Regions from separate parts of the Mus musculus genome. Here regions 2, 3, 4 and 5 are each linked to region 1. A link is a loop called in an ENCODE intact Hi-C map of the cell type or tissue named here. Cell type or tissue: heart. All regions are shown on one strand. Region 1 has its middle 10 kb from the start of Gm24565. Region 2 holds the start of Lmod3 (leiomodin 3 (fetal)). Region 3 overlaps Gm32247 (a long non-coding RNA gene). Region 4 holds the start of Eogt (EGF domain-specific O-linked N-acetylglucosamine (GlcNAc) transferase). Region 5 overlaps Gm46970 (a long non-coding RNA gene).

Region 1 (4,000 bases):
CCAGTGACTCCCCATGTCCTGAAATGAGTTTTAAGTCTTTGTTCATGCTTTCTCGGCCCAGAAGATCTCTCTGCTTCCCCATCCGTTCATCCTTTCCCATACAACAGGCCAACTCTGAGTCCCACTGCAATGACTCCATCACCCAGCTCTTCTCACTGTCTCCACAGTTTCATTTGCTGCTGCCCAGCCTCGAATGAGCCTGCAGATCCATGAGCCACGAGTCCCTCAAGGGTTAATAAGGCCACAGTGCCTTTCTAGACCTCTGTACTCTGCATCTTCCTCACCTTGCTGTCCTTGCTCTGCAGCAGAGGTCATCTGAGTCTTTTCAGAAACTTGTGGCACATTTATCCCCATGTCCTCAGGCAGGGTGCCAGGTCTGGGGAGGCAGAGTCCTCGATTTCCTACTCCTCCTTACTCTCTGCCTGATATGGTTGCTGAGTGAAATGGCATCGTTTTATGACATGCATGTACATTGGATATGCAACATTATACATAGGCACAGCTCCTGAGATATGGTTGATCTAAATAATAAAGACAGAAGACAGTATGAAAAAAAAAATGTCAAAACAGTTTAATATTCAAAGAAAACACAGCTGGGATTCCAACCAGAATAAACAGAGTGAGGATTCTGAATTCTCTCTTAACCACTAACATCTTTACCTTCTCTTGTTTTTCTTTTTAATAAAGAAGAGAAAATGTTACCTTTTAATAAAGAAGAGAAAATGTTACCTTTTAATAAAGAAGAGAAAATGTTACCTTTAGGCATGGTCTCAGTGTGTAGTCCTGGCTGGTCTGGGACTCTCTATGTAGACCAGGCTGGCCTTGAATTTGCAGTCATGCTCCTGCCTCTGCCTCCTTGGTAAGGAGATTGCAGGCAGGTGCATCTCACCTCAGTTTTTAATTTTATTTTTATCTGTTTGTTAGTTCTTAAAGGAAAGATTAAGGAGATTTGTGGCAGAAACACTCCAATTTTTGTTTGGCACACAAGTCAATTGAATTGAAATAATAACAAAATCGATTGGGGATGTTATTGAAGATTCGTGCCTGTAAAAGAATTGAGAGAATGCCTCTGTTCAATCAGCTTTAAAAAGAAAAAAAGCTGTTCTTAGGGTTGGTCAGCTGGCTATGCTGTAAAGTGACTGCCATAAAACAAGGAGGACCTGAGTTCAATTCCAAGCACACAATAAAAAAGCAACAGTGTGTGCCCTGCCAGCCGAGTCAGCTCTGGGGGAGACAATACAGCAGGATGCCTGGGACTCGCTGCTCAGCTAGCCCAACCAAGTCACTCTAGTTCAGTGAAAGGCTCTGACTCAAAAAATAAAGAGAAAGAGTGATAAAAGACACACACACACACACACACACACACACACGAATAAAACTATTCTCATCTGTACAAATTAATCTATATTGCCAAAAAATAATACTGACTTATTGAAATCAATTTGGGATATTTAGAGAATCAGTTGAAGATAATCATTTTATTTTTCTTTTCCAAAGGATTGAACCAGCTGCTTCTGTAGTAATAAGAAATAAGCGATGCCTAATTATTTTTTTGACTTGAATTTGCTGCGGGGGAAGGGAAAAGGCAAAAAGTTAAAAAACCCTTTGTCAGACACTGCCACCTGCTGGCATACTTTCCAAAGTGCAACTTCATTCTCAGCGCAACTAATTCGTTGCTCCAAATTCCAGTTATTAAAACTCCTGTAAAAATTACAGGAATTGAAATTAGCATTACATTTGAATACTATTTAGTTCTAAATAAAATCAAATCTACCAAAAATGTTGAATGTACTTTCTGTAATGCAAAAATACCATTTTCATATTTTTAATTTTTCTAGTTTTCCATTAAAAAATTATCCCTATCATTTACCCATCTTCATGAGATTAAATTAGCAAAATCTAACAGCCTGGAGGCCTGCCCTACCGACGGTTTACTAGATGAGGGCTAAATTACTTTAATTTTCTTGGTCAAGTGCCCCTCACAGCGCTGGCTCTTCACGCCATGTGGACTTAATAAAAGCTGACAAGTGAGACCGGAGCCGAGGCTGTTCAGCACGGGAAGTGTTGCTGAATGCAGAGCCTGGTGATTCAGACACTGTCGGTAGCAGCTCCCGCCTTTGTGGACATTCATTCATTAAACAGGAAACTTTGAAGGTCATTCCTATGGAAGTGCAGACAGAAGATCAGAACCTGGGACGGTGAGAAAGGATCTTCAGGCTCTTCTTCAGGAAGAGCCAAGAGTCATGTGCGTTCTCTGAACTACCGCTTTCCCGTCGTTCCTGAGTTGGAAAGCAAGTTCTCTTGGTTTCTCTTGATTAACAAGGCTTCGCTAGCATTGTGTGCGCTACCACGCCTGGAGTTAATTGTCCTCAGGGCAGCTTTCTCCATCAGTGTTCTCTGAGTTACACTGGCCTCTGGAGGAATGACTTGGCCTCAGGCGCTGTGGCTCAGTAGTGTGAGTTCCATCGTGCCCAGCTCCTCCGTGAGAGTGGTGGGAGTGCTGGCTCCATGATCAGCCTCTTAACACAGAGACAAAGATTGCTTCTGTGAGCTCCCTGATAATATATGGTTGTATGTCTCACGTGGCTATATATGTTTTTGTCTCCAAAGCACCCCTAAGCTTTCGTGGGAATTTTCGAGTGGTAACTGGGAAGATGGCTCTGTCAGTGAAGTGTTCTTTTCATAAACATGAAGACCTGAGTTCTTTCCCCAGAACCCACATAAAATTGCTCCACGTGGTGGGGCAAGCTTGTGACCTCAACACAAAGGAGGCAGAGACAGTCGATGAGGGGCTCAGCCGCCAGACATTCCGGCCTAACTGTCAAGGTCCGGGAGCTGTGCTAATAAAGACACTAACCTAAAGGAGTTGGGAGGGGACGTTTCTGAGGATGGTACCCAGGACTGCCCTCTGGCCGGGACACGAACACACACGTACACACACGTGCACGCTGTTAAAGATCTGAAGGGGGGCACTGCATGGTTGTGGGGTTGAATGAAGGTAGGCAAAGTTGCAGGTGCCGAGTGCCTGATTCCCACATAGGTTAATTTCTGTGAAAGGATTAGAAGAGAGGGCAAAACTATTAGCAAAACAAGATGGTGACTATGATCTGGATCTGGGAATGTGATCGTTGTGGTCCACCTAGAGGCTGGCAACCTCTTTCTTAGCTGGTCTCCAGTAGCTCCTGTAATTACCCTGCTAATGTTCTTGCCTGTTATGGAAACCACAGTGCTTCATTTGCCTGGGGGGAAGTGGGCTGTGACCTTCGAGTCCATCAAGGTTTTACCAACAGCCCTTCACTACCAACAGAATAAAATGCTTCTATGTCAGTCAAGGACTTGTAGCCCAGAGTTTAGAGGGCACATCTTCAGTAAAGTAACAGAGAGCTGAGGAACGCCCATAAGGCTGAGGGAAGTGTGTAAGCACTCCTTCCTATTCATTTATTTAACTGGAAAAATAATGTAACTAAAAAGAAATTCAAAATAGGGGGAATATAGTCAAATACATATTTTTAAAATGCACAGCAAAATCCATTATTGGGCATAAGTGATATATACTAATAAATTTTTTTAAATAAAAATGTACACCTTCACTGTTTGTTTGCTTCTTGAGATAGGGTCTTATATAGTCCAGGCTGACCTTGAACTCATAGAGCTGAAGATGAGTTGGAATTTTGGATCCTCCTGCTTCTACCTCCTAAATACTGGGATTATAGCCAGGAGACATTACACTTAGTTTGTGCAGTCCTGGGAATTGAATCCAGTTTGCATGCTAGGCAAACATTTACCAACTGGCCCTCAGTCCCAATCCTAAACTAATTAAACATTAGCTGCTGTCTAATTTTAAATCATTGTATTTAGTAAAGTACGTGATAAAGAGGGAAAAGGCCACAGGCTACGGAATCTGAAAGTCTTCGCTGTAAATTTTTCTTGGATGATCTTAAGATATGATCTTAGAGAATTAAAGATCTGCTGAAAGTTCTAATTTTTGATTATGTAGTAT
Region 2 (4,000 bases), 490 kb before region 1:
ATGGTCTAAATAATGTGTCTCTACTACCCAGAGCTACATAGAGAGACCCTGTCTCAAAACCAAACCAAACCAAACAAAAACTTTAATGAAAACCATTTTAAGTGAACTAACTCAATCTAATAAACCGTATGTGTAATGTTATTCCATATATGTACACGTACAAATTTATATATGTACAGGAAAACACTTCTATAATTATTATCAAAGCCTTGTTTTTGTTTTTCTGAGTCAGGAAGGTAACCCCTGGAGGAACTGAACGTCTGCCGCGTGCCTGCTACCTGCATTGTGCAGCCTTTGGTTTTACATTTGCCTTGTGTTGCTGCTACAGAGGATCCCACGGTGAGCAAAACCAACCAAGTTAGGAGGAACTTTTGCAGACACACGCTTGGGGTTGTGCCCGTACATACATATATATGTGTATGCACATTTCTATCCTACACCCCGCCTGCCCATATGAGACATTTTACCCTGTTTCTAGACACCCTAATAGCTGCTATACATGATGCAAACAGGGACTGTTTTATTTTAAAAAAGAAAAAAGTGTCTGTATATATCCAGTCCACATGGCAAATAAATAAATAAACAAATAAACCTTTTTTAGTGTTTTCAGTTCACAATTCGTTGAATTCAAGGATGGAGTCCCTGAGGATACACAAGACCAAGTACATTCAAATAAAAGTTAGTTAATTTTGTTTTCAGATGCTATTTTATTTATTTATTTACTTATTTATTTATTTATTTTTCCAAGAGCTGAGGACCGAACCCAGGGCCTTGTGCTTGCTAGGCAAGCAGCGCTCTACCACTGAGCTAAATCCCCAACCCACAGATTCGATATTTTAAAAGATGATTGTTAAAACATATTTGGAACTGATACAGATTTTTAGATCCCTGTAGCAAAGCCTTTGTTCCATGTGTATTTGAAAGGGAGTGTTTCTACTCCACAGAGCTCTGTTAGAAAATAGCTTCCTGCCGAGCTCTGGTGGGACACGCCTTTCATTCCAGCCCTGGGAGGCAGAGGCAGGTGGATCTCTGTGAATTTGAGGCCAGACTTGTCTACAGAGTGAGTTCCAAGACAGCCAGGGCTACAGAGAGAAACCCTTATCTCAAAAAGAAAATATTCCTTCTACCCTTCCTAAAGTATCCACTGCTCTCGGAGACACGCATGATGTTGCATTTCCTGAGGCTCTGAGACTGTGACATGGTGCAGGGGAAGGAGACTACTCTGATAACCTGGAGTGTGTTTTTAAAACCTTGGTTTGAATCCTAGCTCTGGGGAAACCACCTTCATTACTCACTAGTCTCTGAAGCAAAGCGCATTGAGGAAAGAGCCAGCCTTGAAATGGAACAGGATTAGGGTGAGATTTACAACTCTGCAGTGTCTGGGAAGGGAAAAGGCAGGCTTCAGATCAGAGTCCACTAGCTTCTCCTGAATCCTTCTCCACTTTGTGTGCGTCTGTGCATCTTGCGGCTGTAATTCCCAAAGCTGGTGGAGAAGTCTGACATGCAGTGTTCTGAGCAAGAACTCAACGCTGGTGATACATGACAGTTGACAACATTGTCCTTAAACTACCTCCTAAAACACCCCATGTCTCATCTGCTCCAGCAGGGGGAGCCAATTATCAAGCTGTTTAATGCACACGAGGAAACAAAAGCATTGGTTTTTGTCTGTAGTCCTCCTAAAACTGGTCTTTGTATGGAATTGTCTTCGAACTCACAGAAGTGCAATTGTAAGAGGTCTGCAAAGGACACGATAAGCTCTGGTCTGATCAAGCCTGAAATTTATTTCCTGGACTTCAGTTTCTGCTTAATGCTCACTACTGTCTTCTATCACACCAATGTGACAACATGCACCTGTGTCTAGCAGGTGGCCCCAAAGAAACCATACATAAGAAATCTGTCTTCTTTCTTCTCAATCATTTTTAAGTGCAACATTAAAATTTGTCCTTTAGAACCATCAAGACGGCTTATCAGGTAAAGGTACCTGCCACCTCGCTTGACCTACACACACACTCACACACTTACACACACACACACACACACACACACACACCTAATAATAAAAAAATGTAATTAAATTTTAACTGTGCTTTATACAAAACTCATGCCAGCTCTAGTTTTTAGATAAGTATCTCAAGAGAGGACTCTCTTGAAGATTCCTTCTTAGACATCAATTTTCAGGTGTCATCACTGATGCCCAATGCACATACAGTGTGCCCACGTTTTCAGTCTTGGGTTTGGCTTAGTGTATGGCCAGATTTCTTCAGAAGTGGGGAATCTTTGACATTATATGTAAAATATCGTATGTGCATAAGTAGTCTGGAGAAATGTGGAGTAGAATTTGGACAAGCTTCTCAAAAGGAGAAGCCAAAAAAAAAAAAAAAAAGACAGAAGAGCTGTTTCTGTGTTAAACCATTACATGTCATTCATGGCTACAGACCACCAACTCCACACAGAGACCCTGGTGCCAATGTTGAAAGAGAAACACTGACAAGAGGTTATCACCTTCTCCCCACTACCTTGCAATTATACTATTTTTTCAGAAAGTTACAGCCTGGGCTAGAACTTAATATTATAATTTAATTTAGGTGTGCCAAAATCCAAAACAGAATCACACATTTCATTCAGTCTTGAGAAATCACAATTGCAAAACACTACCCTGCCAGCCCAGTCCCGGCAGCCATTTGTGTCCCACACAGATCCCTGGTTACCTCAGACTGCACAAAACTGACAGGAACTCGTTCATCTTCCAGCATGCGTCTAGACGCCTTTTGCAAATACATGTAATCAACGAGAGACTTATGGTTGAAGTTTCCTGTGGGTGCCTTGTCTGTTTGATCCTTTTGGATCATCCCCACAGGAAGGTGGGGGTCAGGGGCCATGACTTCCATCTCTGACTGCAGTTCCTTCAGCTCTTCAGGGGATAAGTTGGCTAGGAGTTCGTCTTCATCGAGCTCCTCACTAAGGGTGTCTTCTTGCTCCGAATTCCTGCTGTGCCCCGACATAGTTTACTTTTTTTCTATCTGTTTCTAGATCACCAGAAAAGAAGAAATAATCCAATATGATATATTTTAAAGAAGGAATCAGTATGCAAACACCTCAGTGTCTTCTAATTAACAAATATCTTAGGCCAACCCACCCTTGAGAGATTTTCTCACTCAATGGTGTTGGTTGAGCTGCTGGGAGTGACTATAGCTCAGCTCATGTGGGATCTATATTAAGCAAGGTTTTCTGGGCAGAGTCAAGTTGTGGAACTACTACATGAGTCCCTTTTTGGCAACTTGAGTCATCTGGACAAATCCATCTGACATTTCAGTACAGCTGCTGGGCTAGACAGCGAGTAGCCGGGCTATGGAATCTCTGCAGGAATAAACGCATTCTTTTCTAAAGCCCTCCCACCCCAGGGAGCCCACACCCCATGCTCTAGATCTCCCGGGGAGCCTGCTGCTGCTTATCTAAACAACTCACAAAACATCAGAATGAAAATCCAGCCAGCAAATGCAGTTTCTCCTGGAATAGAAGCGTCGTCCCCTGAAGGTGGCCGGTGAGCTGGGCTTTGCCTGATCTTTCCAGCAGGCTCTGGAAGCCGTGCCTCTGAAGGGAACAGCTCAGGTCTTGCTATGGTATTCACCCCTGTGTAAGTGAACCGGTGCAAGCTGCTCTTATCTGCACCTAGATCCTGTGACCTGACAGATGGGGATAACAAGGCCCTGAATTTCCATGTAAGGGAGAGGGGCCATGTAAGGGGTTTAAAACCATTTATGTCTTTAGTAAGTGTTTATCAAACCTAGCTAAATTAAGATGGCTCTGAAGAGAATGTTTGTAATCATACTGTTGAAATACTGGGAGAAAAGGGACATGAAAAGAGTTTCTTTGTAAACTGTGGGGGAGGGACACTAATTTTTTTCAAATTGCTAACATACATTTATGTTGATCCAACAACCCTACCTTTTGAGGTATATACCTCAGATACACTCCCACCAAGGTGAAAGCACAATTGTAT
Region 3 (4,000 bases), 120 kb before region 1:
CCCGAGAGATCAGCTGACCAGCTTGGGAACAGGACCCTGGGAAGAGGTGGTACCCACCTGTAAAATTGCAAACCTCGATACAAAACGCCTGTTCAATGCAATCACCCAGGTAAAAATATCTCCCCATAAGCGAAAGTTTTTGAGACTTTTGTTTCCTTCTAGGTGGGGATACTTTGTAAACCAGGAGACCTTTTGGAAGGTGGGACTTGGCTGGTGAAAGTACTAGCGGTGAGCCTTTGAAGACAAGAGTCTGGATAAGTTCCCCAGTTTTCTGCCTCCTGGTCCGTGGCGATATGACGTTGCAATGAATGCTGCTATGGCTTTCTCCATGCTTTTCCCACCATGCCAGACCAGACTCTCTGAAACTGTGAGTCAAGTTCAAGTTCATCTTTGCTCCCTCAAGTTGTTTCTATAGGTGTTTGGTCAAGAGTGAAGAAAGATAATGAATATGCATGCACAGGTCTTGTTTCAAAAAAGAGACTCTTTTTTTTTTTTTTTTTTTTTTTTTTTGGGCCAATCAATTCTCTAGGAGATGCTGTCATAAAGAGGGGGAAGAATGGAAGAGGAGCAAAGCCATTGATAGGAGGATGGTATTTGTTTTTAAAACACAAATATATATATGTAAACCTGTGTCTAAATATGATTGTAAGATAAGCCCAATGAGACAACATCTAGACAGTGAAAATATTATTTATTTGAGTTTCAAAAAAAAAATGATCAACACCTCTTGTAGTCTTTGTCAAACCAGTAAATAGGTAACTCCATGCTGGGCAGTGTGAAAAAAACAAAACACTGCAATGAATCGAATAAAATATGTGTTCTGCAGGAAGCTGTAATTTAATAGATATGAGGCAAATATCTATGGTCAAAATGACAGCCATGAACATCAGGAACCAAAAATACAGAATTTCCAGGTTTTTAAAAAAAAAAATTAAGGCCCCGCTCACAGCTCTATTACACAAAAAGGAATAGTTTTGATGGAAGGTTATGTTAAAAATTTCTGTCTGTTTCCAGCCCTATTTTACCATTTGGGAGGTTTTTGTTTGTTTGTTTGTTTTTTGTCTTTTTTTTTTAGCATAAAGGAGTGTTTTGGTATTTTGGTATGTATGTCATGAAATCGAGCTACTGCGTTAACAAAGATATGTACTATAAATATCCAAATTAGAACACTTTAAAAGTATTCATTTATTTTGATTAATGGTAGATACATGCTTGTTGAATTTTAAAAAAAGAAATTATGTGTATTGGTATTTTCTTTGCACATATACCTACTTACCACTTTTGTGCCTGGTGCTCCCAGAGGCCAGAAGAGGGCATTGGCTGCCCTGGAACTGGAGTTACAGACAGTTGTGAGCTATCCTGTGGGTACTGGGAATGAACACAGATCCTCTGGGAAAGGAGACAGTGCTTTTAACTGCTGAGCTATCTCTCCAGCCTCTCATTTAGAGATTTTTTTTTTTTTGACAATACAGCAAAGTAAGCATGGTGGGAATGGAAAAGTACCATGAGATCGCTACTCTGAATAAGAATCTTTAACCTTTATACTTCATACTTCAAAGATATATATGCAAGGCACATACATAAATCAAGTATTTTATTAATGTGCCACGCATTATTTACCCATACCAATTAGGCTTCTTTGATTTTTTTTGTTTGCTTTATGCAAAATTTGAAAGACAAGGTTAAAAGAAGGTCACATCATCCCTGCAGCAAGATTTTAATTTTAGCAGGTTTGTACTTTCCAAAGATTTCCTGCTGATCACTGAAATTTGGGATAAAAGCACACATGTTCCATAGCTAGAGGCTTGCAAGTGAGCAAGCGTTCATTTATGTGTAATTAGAATAGCCACACTTGGGTTCCCTGCATGTAAGGCAGGTCATTTAATTACCAACCCTAGGAAGAATTCAGTCCTACAGTTTCCATTCTAGACGTGAAGACAGAGGAGGACACAGAACCAGGGAGGAGATGGGATGTGCCCGAAGTGAGTTAGCTGTTAAATCAATTTTGGTTGGCTTCTAGGTCTGAGTGACTCAGCATGGTGACCCCATCTGGGTACTATGCCTGTGGACCTCACTATTTGAGGCACTTCTGTTATTAGCTTAGGCAACTCTCCACTGGTTTGGGGGGGAGTTCTTTAAAAATCAAATATTGAGGGGGCTGGAGAGATGGCGCAATGATTAAGAGCACTGACTGCTCTTCAGGAGGTCCTGAGTTCAATTCCCAGCAACCACATGGTGGCTCACAACCATCTGTAATGGGATCTGATGCCCTCTTCTGGTGTGTCTGAAGACAACTACAGTGTACTTACATATAATAAATAAATAAATCTTTAAAAAAATAAACAAATATTGAGTCAGGCTTTGTAGTATACAACTGTAATCTTATCCCTCAAGAAATATCCATTCTAGATCACCCTGAGCTAGGGAGAAAGTTCCAGGACAGCCTGAGGTATAATATGAAATCCTGTCTCAAAACTAAAATAGAACCTAGTGATATTGGACATATTAGAAACTGTTCTTGGAGTTACTCTGGTTCAAGGGCAGTTGCTGTGTTTTATTTCTATAATATTCTTTTATTAGCAGTAACTGCTGATGAGGATCATGGCCATCCAAAGCTATACTACAGACCATGTTGTCCCTTCTTAAAGAATGCCATGATGTCATACATTTCCACTTAAGTGCTACACAAACTCCCCATCCCAAAGACACCAAATGTGTCTTTTGCTCCTTGCTGCTTCTATGGGAGATGTTTACTCTCATAATGGCTTCATCTTTCTGTTAACCCCAGGGCCTTTTCACATACAGCAAGATGAATCCAAATCCTCTCTTTCCAATAAGGCCTCTGAGGCTATTGCATTTTATGCTCAAATATAGCATTAAAATATTATTTCTAATTTTTGAGTATGAGATGTGATATGAATAAGCAAAATTAGTGTCTTAAGTGCATGAACTATGGTGCCCTGAAATTAAAACAGAATTTGAAAGCTTAAATAGTGCTGTTTAAAGCAGGGTAGATGTTACACTAAATGATAGGAAATTGCTTTTCAGGGTCAATACTGGCAATTTCATAATGTTCAATCGAATGCAAAGCTATTGCAGCAGCTTAGCTGTGAAAATGCCATGTGGCTGCTCCTCTCTCTTGCTTCCAAATTATGCAAGCAAAATAACTGAATGCAAACTTCACAGAAATGCATATATAACTGCCTTTTAAGGGCCTATCACTATGCCCTTCACATGTGAAAATGCTTTTTAATAATGTTCCTTTGGCACTTAAACTGGTTGAAACGCCTTGGAGAGCAGCCAAAGCAGAAATCCAGCACGTTATGGGCTAGACTGAGAGTGGAGCAGAGATCGGCTGAAATGCTACATCAGAGAACACAGGCAGCAGCATCTCTCCCTCCAAAGGGCGAGGGCACTCCACAGGACATGAATAACTATTCCTTTACTGTTCTGCCACCATGTTATCTGATCCCAAAGCTACGGAACTACAGAGGAGGAGCAACTCTGAGATGGTCTTGACAGGACCCATGTCAAGGGAGGCTAGCATTAGTTCTGACCTGCGTGGTAGGATTTTGTGTGGTTGCTTTGCTTTATTTTTCACTAATGGTCACTATTTGGAGATTTTAACCTAAGCGTGTTGATTGGTAGGTGTGCTGGAGTCTATTTGGAGAGAAGATTCCAGACCCAGGCTACTATTTGACACCATTCTATTAGTTCTAAAAGGGGATGTTTTAAAAGTGTTACTTTTAATTGACAAGTGATCACTGTACATATTTAGGGTTACAAAATTATGTTTTCATAATGAACATGATATATGATGATCAAGTCGTAGAAATGAGCATATCCAAATAGTTCTATTTTCTGTAATGAGAACATTTAAAAATCTTCCTTTACAGCCATGTTGACATACATAGCACAGGGTTGTTAACCATACCCAACCACCTGAACGTTTATTTAATTGAAATTTAGTGGCTTAAGCATCATTAAATTCCCTAGCACT
Region 4 (4,000 bases), 590 kb before region 1:
TAACCTTCTAGGTCGCGGCTTGGAGCACTAGGTCCTAAATTTCGGGTATCCAAATCCACAGCTCTGCAATGCGTTCTGCCGGTTAACAAAACTTGACCATTCATGGAAAAAAGTAACCCTTGGCCGTGGGGAAAATCTAAAGGAGCAGATCAGAAAGTTGGCTTTTGCAAGGGAGGGCATGTACCCACTTGCATATGCTGGGTGATGGTTCCCTGTGGTGCATGAAAGTACAACTTCAGGGCCTGGCAGAAAGCCTTCCCGGAGTTGAGTTCTCTGGCAAGACTTGGCAGGGATGAAAGCTTTAGTAGGTTAGGCTACCGCGTCTTTTTGCACAAAACGGTCAATCGCGCTCCACTCGTGTGTGGCTTGATTGGATTTTCACGGACCTAAAAAGAGAAGAGGAAAAAAAGGTAAAAATCTGAACGCCGTAAACCATGAGAGCTGGGGTTACTAGGACTACCACATGAATGGCTTAGGGCATTGCTGGGCAACAGAGCCAGCAGCGGACAGATGAAGTGCATCTGGGACTCAAAGACTATCAAGTCCCAAGGTAGGCAAGCAGACAGAGCTCAGACAGAGCTCGGCTGCCTGAGGCGCCGAAGTGGCAATCCTGCTGTGGCGATCCTCCGGTTGTCTGCGGAACGTCAACCCCTCCCCTGTGTAGCGGAGTCAGCCCCTCGCGCCCGGCAGCAGCCAACCCTGCCCCGGGTGCTTGGGGAAGCAGCTGTCTTAGGAGACGCTCGGCTCCCAGGTGTGCCTGGAGAAGCCACTCCGCCCCAGCATGGGGATCGAGGCAACAGGGCAGGCCTGGCTGGGCATCTCCCTAGCCTACAGCCACCGATCAACTCCTGGTAACCAGCTGAAGGCCGCGGGCTGGGATCAGAGTCCCAGAGTCAGGCTGCGGGCCCACGGGGGTGCAGGCGCCGGCCAGGAACAGGCGGGGAAGGCGCGGGGCCCACCTGCAGCTTGACTAGGGAGCGGCGGCGGCGGCAGTGGCGGCAGCTTGGGAGTAACGAGACGTCACCGCCGGCAGCCGCGAACCGGAAACCTCCGGCGCCCAAGCCGGGCCAGGGGGCGCCCGGGAGCTGCCGCGACACCTTGGCCCGGGGCTCAAGGGCGGACCGGAATGCCTTGACCACACCCAGCGACCAGAGTCTGGAAGGCACTCTTGGACACCCATCAGCCAAGGTTACGGACACCCTGTGACCCACAGCCTGATCCACTGGGGACACCCGCCTACATCCCCTCCGGGACGTGGGACACCGGGGTGCAAGTCCCTGGCTGCTCCTCCAGGCGCTTGGCAGGTCTCCAGCACCAGAGAGTAGGCAGGCAGACTACGGGACTGTTTACATATCACTCAGGGTTGTAATTTTATTGCTTTCCCATTCTGAGCAGAAGTTGCTGCCCTGATTTTCAAATGAGACTGGATGTAGTGGGACACTCTCTGGTGGGTAGTGAAAATACTGTAGATTCCAGGGAATTGTACCTGTCCATGAAGTGTCCAAGTCCAATGGCTACTCTTGTTTAATTTTTACGTTTTTGCTATTTCATGATGATTTCTAACTGCTTGTTTAGGTGATGATTACGTGTATGCATATCTCCCATTCTCTTCCATTCTTGACACCTTGCAGTTCCAGCATGCCTTCTGGAGCATGGGGGAGACAGCCATTAAATTATGATTAAAGGGTTCAAGGGCTGACAGGTGGCTTAGAGTTTTCAAAGCGCTTGTGGGAGCAAGCCTGACGACCCACGTTGAATCCTAGGATCCTACCACGAAAGGGGAGAACCCACTCCCTGACCTCGTTCTCTGACCTCCTGGATACTCACACCTTCCTATACAATACTAATAAATGAAAAAAAGGACCCAGCTTATATTAATGGTGTCAAAATAAACATGCTCAGATGCATTCAGTTCACAAGGCTTACATGTCTTATAAATTTTAAGAAGCTACTATGAGAACTGAAACCAGAACTGGTGGTACAGGCCTGCTGTTCCAGCTACTCCACAGGCTGAGTCATGGAAAAAATTTAAAAAAAATAAAAAATAAAAGGAAGTTCAAGACACCCAGACAACTTAGTGACCACGGAGATGAGTGCTATCCTAACATGTGCACGACCCCAGGTTCAATCCCCAGTAACATACAACATACACATGGGCTGGGCACTTTAGGGAAGGCCTTTCTTTAATCCTAGCTAGCACTTGGAAGGCAAAGGCAAATGGATCTCTGTAAGTTTGAGGCCAGCCTGATCTATGTCGCAAGTTCCAGACCAGCTGTGTTTTATATGTGTATGTGTTTAATATGTATATAATTTGTTTAATATATATCCTGTTCAGTATGTATTGTGTTAGCATGTCATTTACATGTGCCAAACACACATTAAAGAACAAAAGAACATTACAGTAGTTTTTAAAATGCATTTTAAAATTTTTATGTATAGGTATTTTGTGCGTGTATGCACACACGGCCAGAAGAGGGCATCAGATCTCTGGAACCGGAGTTACAGTTATTAGCTGCTATGTGTGTACTAGGACTTGAACTCAGTCCTCTGAAAGAGTACCAGTGCTCTTAACTCAGCCACTAACCACACTAGTAAGCCTGGCAAAGGCGATGGAACCAGGGCGCTTGTGTGACGTGACCACAGCACAACTTTAGGAGACTGTTTGTTTCAGCTTAGTTGGTACTCTACCGGTTTCGTTGTTTTTCAGGAAATGCAGCTTCCCATTACAGCAAAACATGTAATTATGGCTATTTTGAATCAACTTTAAAAGGAGCTTGAGGTGCAATGATATACAGTTAAAACCAAGTACATGAAGTAGGTGAAATGTTTGCTAAACACAGATTAACCTAATGGCAAAAATAAACTAATCACACTGGCATGCTATCTACATGGGGCTCTTTCAGGTACTAACATATATTAAGGAGTTATTGAGACTCATAGGAAGCAAGAAATGGAATTTTAAAATGAGACTGAGTTCTGTATTACTGTAATAGCTATTTCCAATTTCCTCAAAATATATCATTATAAAAAATTTAAATTCTGACTCTTCAAAATGATCTTTTAAGACAGGACTTCTCTGTGTAGCCTGACTGTCCTGGAACTCACTCTGTAGACCAAGAAGGTCTCAAACTCAAAGATCTGCCTGCTGGGATTAAAGGCAAGCCACCTGGCATAAATTGATACTGATATAGACTCAAATCCCACCAACAGAAAATTGAGTGAATGAGTTAGCTCTGTTAGCTTTCAGTCTCTGAAACAAACCTCTGAAATAACAACATTATAACTGACTTTTTCCTCAGTTCAAAGAGTTAGTGCATGGACTACAGAGATGACTGAATGGGCTTGCTACAGAGAACCAACCAAATGTAGAACTGTGCCCGTACAGAAAGTAACTAATGGTGTCTTTGTACACTGCACATTACTAGGTGGAAAATGATGCTATCACTTACCTGAGGGGTACACATCTACACACACAGGCACAAATATACACACCAAACATGGACACACAATAAAACACACATAGACACAACACATACCTCCCAAACAACACACCACATCTACATATACACTTACACACACTTCACAGATGAAGTAATATTTAAAATGTTTACTAAACAGAAGGACTGCTGGTATAAGAGGAAAAGGGATCTTGAATGATGCAGACAGTTACATTATAAAACAAAATTTAAAAAATATGCAGCAATCCTTGAAAGCTGAAATGGACCTAAATGTTTTCCAGTTGATGCATGTGAGCACAAAGGAACTACTCAAACAACTTCAAAACATACTTTGTGTCTCCTTAGAAGACCTTCAAAGATGGGGAGAATTAAAAAACAACCTAGGCTGTGCTCAGCAACTGAACTGTTAGTGACAATCCTAGCATTGTATGACAAGCCAAAGTGAAGTAGCTAGGATGAAATAGCTGGCATTGTGAGGGAAGAAACACTCAGGAAGTCATACACATATTCTGCACTTCTCAATTTTCCTGCAAGTCTCAACA
Region 5 (4,000 bases), 210 kb before region 1:
CCAGATTAATTTTTTTCTTTCTTAGTTATGCTAGGGATGGGAACGGGTGATTTTCATAAGATATACAAAAAAGAAACTATATGTAAGGAGAAACTCCTTGATTTCACTGCTAATAAAAAACGAACACTGAACAAATGAGGTACTCCCCCACCCCCGTCATAAATCAAATGATCCCAGGAAGACACAAGAACCGATATATCTGTCAATTACCTTGAGTCCCCATGTGAATGTTCCTAGTTGGAGTTGAAGTGGCTTCCTTCAACTGGAAAAGGCACATCTAAGATTTGCTGAGGAACCCTGAGTTAATTTCCGAAGCTGCTGTCTTGAGGTAAAGCTGAAAGAATGTGTGTATAATCCTGAACCACAAATTGTGCTGACTTTATCTCTCAGTGAGGGGCTTGGAAAGCAACGGCTTTTTTATCCTTCCCTTTGGACCTCCTAACTCCCATCTTTGATGTGGAAGATGGCCTTAGGCATTCCGGGAGAGGGAGGTGTGTTATTGCTCCTTAAGACACCCACTACTTCTCAGCCTTCACAGAGCTCTCTCACCGGCAAGTTTCATCGCTCATTGTAATATTTGCATCATGCTTTCTTCCCAATATCCAATGTGCCGTGTCCCCTCCTCCTGACACTAGAAATCCCCCTCGCCCCACAAGCACTTCTGACAAGCTCCTTGACAAAGACCAATCTCTTCAGCTGTCGTAAGGATGTGGATGGGGTGGAATTTCACAGGGAATCTTCTAGAGAATGAACAGCGAGGTGGAACGTGGCCGCTCATTATTTCCTCATCGTCCTAAGTGACGGGTGACCATGTCCTGAAGCCAGTTCTGGAAGCATGCTCTGCCCCCAGCTCAGCGCACTGGCCATGGGGGGAAAGTTCACTCCTTAATGCTCCATTTGTAAATTAAATTCTGGTCCTGGGGCCGAGCTGTCAGATCTCACAGCTGAATTCTTGGGACTCGAGTGTACATGGCTGCCTTTGTCTTCATCTTTCACTGTAGCACCTACGGGTACTATAAATGTCTGGTAATTATACTATCAAATTCCCAGCCCCACACAATCTTTGCAGTGGCAGCAGTGGCCACACAAATGAGCCATAGGAGATGGGTGTTAAGAGTAAGTCACCAGAGACTCTAATTCCAATTAAGGCAAGAAGCGGGGCCCCACTTCACCTCAGAAGCCATGTCTAGTAACTGTGCCATCGTGCCTCTGATTCTGAAATACTAAGGATGTGCTCAGCATTCAATAGAAACAGGGCTGTCAGATGCTAGAGAGGCTAAAAGTCCACCATCGCAGCTGCTTCTCATACCTGACATAGATTTTGCTGGAAGCACACCACACACACACACACACACACACACACACACACACACACACACACACGGTTTTTTCAGCACTTCATTCACAGAATCTGCTAGTACCATGGACTTGATAATTAAAATGAGATATGTGTCATATGACAGTATCAGGAATCCAGAAGGTAAGCCACAGGGTGACCCAGGTTTGGACCTGTGACCAGGGATGCAGCAGCAGCCCTGTTTCAATTATGTGTGGTACCTGAGTCGGGCATCATGGGGAAGCTGTAGTAAAAATAGCTGGGGCTATCGAGACATACATTTTACTGCGGGTCAGAAAAAAACAAAACACCAGTTTCTTGAGACATGTCCTTGAATTCCAGGGCCTCCCACCTCAGGCTCCCCAGGGGTGGGTTTACTTGTCAGTGCCACCATATATGACCCATGTTCTCTCTCTCTCTCTCTCTCTCTCTCTGCTCATGCATGTGTGGTCCCCGTAGAAGGTTAGAGAAATTAAATCAAATCACCAGAGAAGGTTCAAAACATGGAAGAAACTTACATGATAACCTTCAAGGCGAAATTTCCCAGTCATGTTAACTAATAGCCTTTTGATTAGTAATGTCTGCCTGAATCAGGAAGGGATCCTGAGACCATTTTGAGTTCTGTGACCAAGGGATGCTGTGGGAGATTGATGATGTCTGTCCTGGCATGGAAAGGGAGGGTGGCTGCCTCACTTTAGGCATATCAGTTCTAGTCAGGCCTGGGACTCTGACCATGGTTCTCAGAAGTTTCCTCAGAGTGGCCAACCAGGCCTGACAGGCAAGCAGAAGCTCAAACCAGAGAAGGTAGTGCAGTTCTAGCCGTGTCTGAGGAATTTCTCCTCAGTGGCCACCTGTGAGGTCCACGAGGTGCTCCTGGAGCCTGCAATGACAGAAAGGCCTTGTCCCTAGGAGAAATATGGCTGAGAACCCCTCAGGGTTCAGATTCAAGGCCGGGGTTGGGGGTGGGTCTGAAAGTGAGGCGGTTTCGAGGGCTCCTAAACCTCTTTTTATGCATTCCTTGAACGTTAGTAATGTATACTTGAAAACACCAGCCAGCCTCAGGTGTGTAGAGGGCACTTGGTGAATGTTTGGTCAGGATAGGAAAGGACCAGGGTAGCGCTGGGTGCGGCACGACTGACCCCTAGTGGTGGACCTAGAGAATTCCTATTTAAAAGTCTTCAAAAAGCCTGTTAGAAAGTGTGGCTAACCCGACTCAGGATTTCATGAAAGAAGGGTCTAGGGATAAAATAACTAAGAAAAAGTTTACATTATGTAATATGTATACATTCTATCCTCTTTTTTTGGCAATTCACCCACGTTTTCTAAATGTCTGAAAGTTCTTGCAATTAAAGTAATTTAAATTCCCTTTAACACTCCAGTTTGCTTGAACATAGCTACGATTGCTCTTTCTTAAGCTCTCTTCCCACTATGTAACATACAGATCCTTGGAGGAAGGAAAGCCTGTGCATTCCTGCTTTCCCTTCAGTACGGAGACTTCAGGGAGATGTAGCTTTCCTCTACCAAGCTCCCTGCCAAAGCCGCTGCAAACCTGTGGTTTTTGGTAAGCAGCCTTCCGTTGTTTGCCATCATGACTGTAGTTAAGGAGAACGCTAAATTTTAAAACTATGTTAATTAGTAATCAAATTAAATGAAATGTTAAAGACTCTTCTTCCAGCTTGAAACAAAGTGCTTGTCGGCCTCAGGTTAGAAGCTGTGCTGCTGAAAGCCGAATTCCTTCCGGGCCTTCCTTCTAGTTCTCCAGATAAAGCCTAGAAGTAGGAACACCTGAATGAAGGGTTCACGTAGCCTACGATGCTTCCTGCTTCCTGCTTCCTGCTTCCGAGTCAGGGTTAGTGAAGCACAGTGGCCAGGTGGTTGGCAGCTACAGAGCCACTTCCCTCCTGAAGACCAGCTCTGCCTTTCTCCCAGTGACTCCTGATATGGAGCTACCCACAGTCCTTAATATCGATTCTGTGAGAAGAGTTTGGATATCAAACCCAGTGGGCATTTAGACTTCCCTGCGATATCCCATCCACAGCTGGTCAGAGAGCTGAGAATTAAGTGGTTGTTCAGGGTTCAAGCCCCGAATAGTCTGTTTCTATTAATCTTACCCTACCCCAAGGCTACCCCTTCCCCAAGGCAAAGGGGAAGAATGGTGGAAAAGGGGACAGAAAGACTATGAGTCAGGGTTACAAGCCAGTCAAAATTCCAGGCATGAAGTGAGGACAGGCTCCTGATACCCAGTCCTAGACGAGGAGCTTCCTGCAGGTGCTGGCTGCCGGGGAAGGAAGAGTCCATTTCCTTCAGGGGCGTAGCCTCTGGAAGGTTGACTGTCTCTTAGTGAGGCAGTTCTCAATCTGTGGCTCATGACTGCTTTGAGGGGTCGCCAAAGACCATCAGAAAACAGAGATATTTACATTACAATTCATAAGACTAGCAGCATTGTAGTTATGAAGTTGCCACCAAAATTTTATGTTTGAAGGTCACCGTGCCATGAAGCACTGTATTAAAGCATTCGGAAGGCTCAGAACCAGGGCACTGGTGGATGGCCCCACGCCTGTGCACATATGGACGGCAGTAGTTGGACTCAGCGAGTTATTTAAAAAGAACAAGAGGACATTAGTGTTGAAAGGGGCAGTGTTGGGGAGATCAGATTTAAAAAAA

What was found. Hi-C counts contacts between places; a loop is a spot of excess contacts. Peaks named below come from ENCODE experiments on the same cell type or tissue, not always from the same donor. Only the 100,000 strongest peaks of a DNase experiment are listed, where the experiment ranks them.
Region 2: a loop joins it to region 1, with 9 times the contacts of the local background. A loop is called at or near these places in 26 of 42 quality-filtered maps.
Region 3: a loop joins it to region 1, with 5 times the contacts of the local background. A loop is called at or near these places in 7 of 42 quality-filtered maps.
Region 4: a loop joins it to region 1, with 4 times the contacts of the local background. A loop is called at or near these places in 2 of 42 quality-filtered maps.
Region 5: it touches region 1 in a loop (5-fold over the local background); 30 of 42 quality-filtered maps call a loop at or near these places.

What each region holds. Positions count from the first base shown.
Region 1 is chr6:97,738,696-97,742,695 of GRCm38, forward strand. No RefSeq gene overlaps it. Among named protein-coding and RNA genes, the nearest start is that of Gm24565, 10 kb to the left of the region's middle. In heart, a CTCF peak has its summit at 1,647 (motif pointing left); no DNase peak of the experiment used is centred here; H3K4me3 peaks cover 242 bases; H3K27ac peaks cover 165 bases.
Region 2 is chr6:97,249,570-97,253,569 of GRCm38, forward strand. It overlaps Lmod3 (leiomodin 3 (fetal)), which reads right to left and starts at 3,188. Exons shown (of 3, transcript NM_001081157.2): 1 at 2,709-3,188. The coding sequence starts at 3,002. Gm32191 (a long non-coding RNA gene) reads left to right here and starts at 3,335. Exons shown (of 4, transcript XR_869294.2): 1 at 3,335-3,541. In heart, a CTCF peak has its summit at 1,597 (motif pointing right); DNase peaks (open chromatin) are centred at 1,612 and 3,362; H3K4me3 peaks cover 2,258 bases; H3K27ac peaks cover 2,293 bases.
Region 3 is chr6:97,619,193-97,623,192 of GRCm38, forward strand. It overlaps Gm32247 (a long non-coding RNA gene), which reads left to right. Exons shown (of 4, transcript XR_003956339.1): 3 at 163-367. Among named protein-coding and RNA genes, the nearest start is that of Gm32247, 4.7 kb to the left of the region's middle. In heart, no CTCF peak of the experiment used is centred here; no DNase peak of the experiment used is centred here.
Region 4 is chr6:97,147,873-97,151,872 of GRCm38, forward strand. It overlaps Eogt (EGF domain-specific O-linked N-acetylglucosamine (GlcNAc) transferase), which reads right to left and starts at 1,014. Exons shown (of 18, transcript NM_175313.5): 1 at 960-1,014; 2 at 5-386. In heart, CTCF peaks have their summits at 1,081 and 2,475 (motif pointing right); DNase peaks (open chromatin) are centred at 9 and 1,109; H3K4me3 peaks cover 1,718 bases; H3K27ac peaks cover 1,724 bases.
Region 5 is chr6:97,523,884-97,527,883 of GRCm38, forward strand. All of the region lies in intron 1 of Gm46970 (a long non-coding RNA gene), which reads left to right. It also overlaps a transcript of Frmd4b not described here. Among named protein-coding and RNA genes, the nearest start is that of Gm25852, 22 kb to the right of the region's middle. In heart, no CTCF peak of the experiment used is centred here; a DNase peak (open chromatin) is centred at 2,327.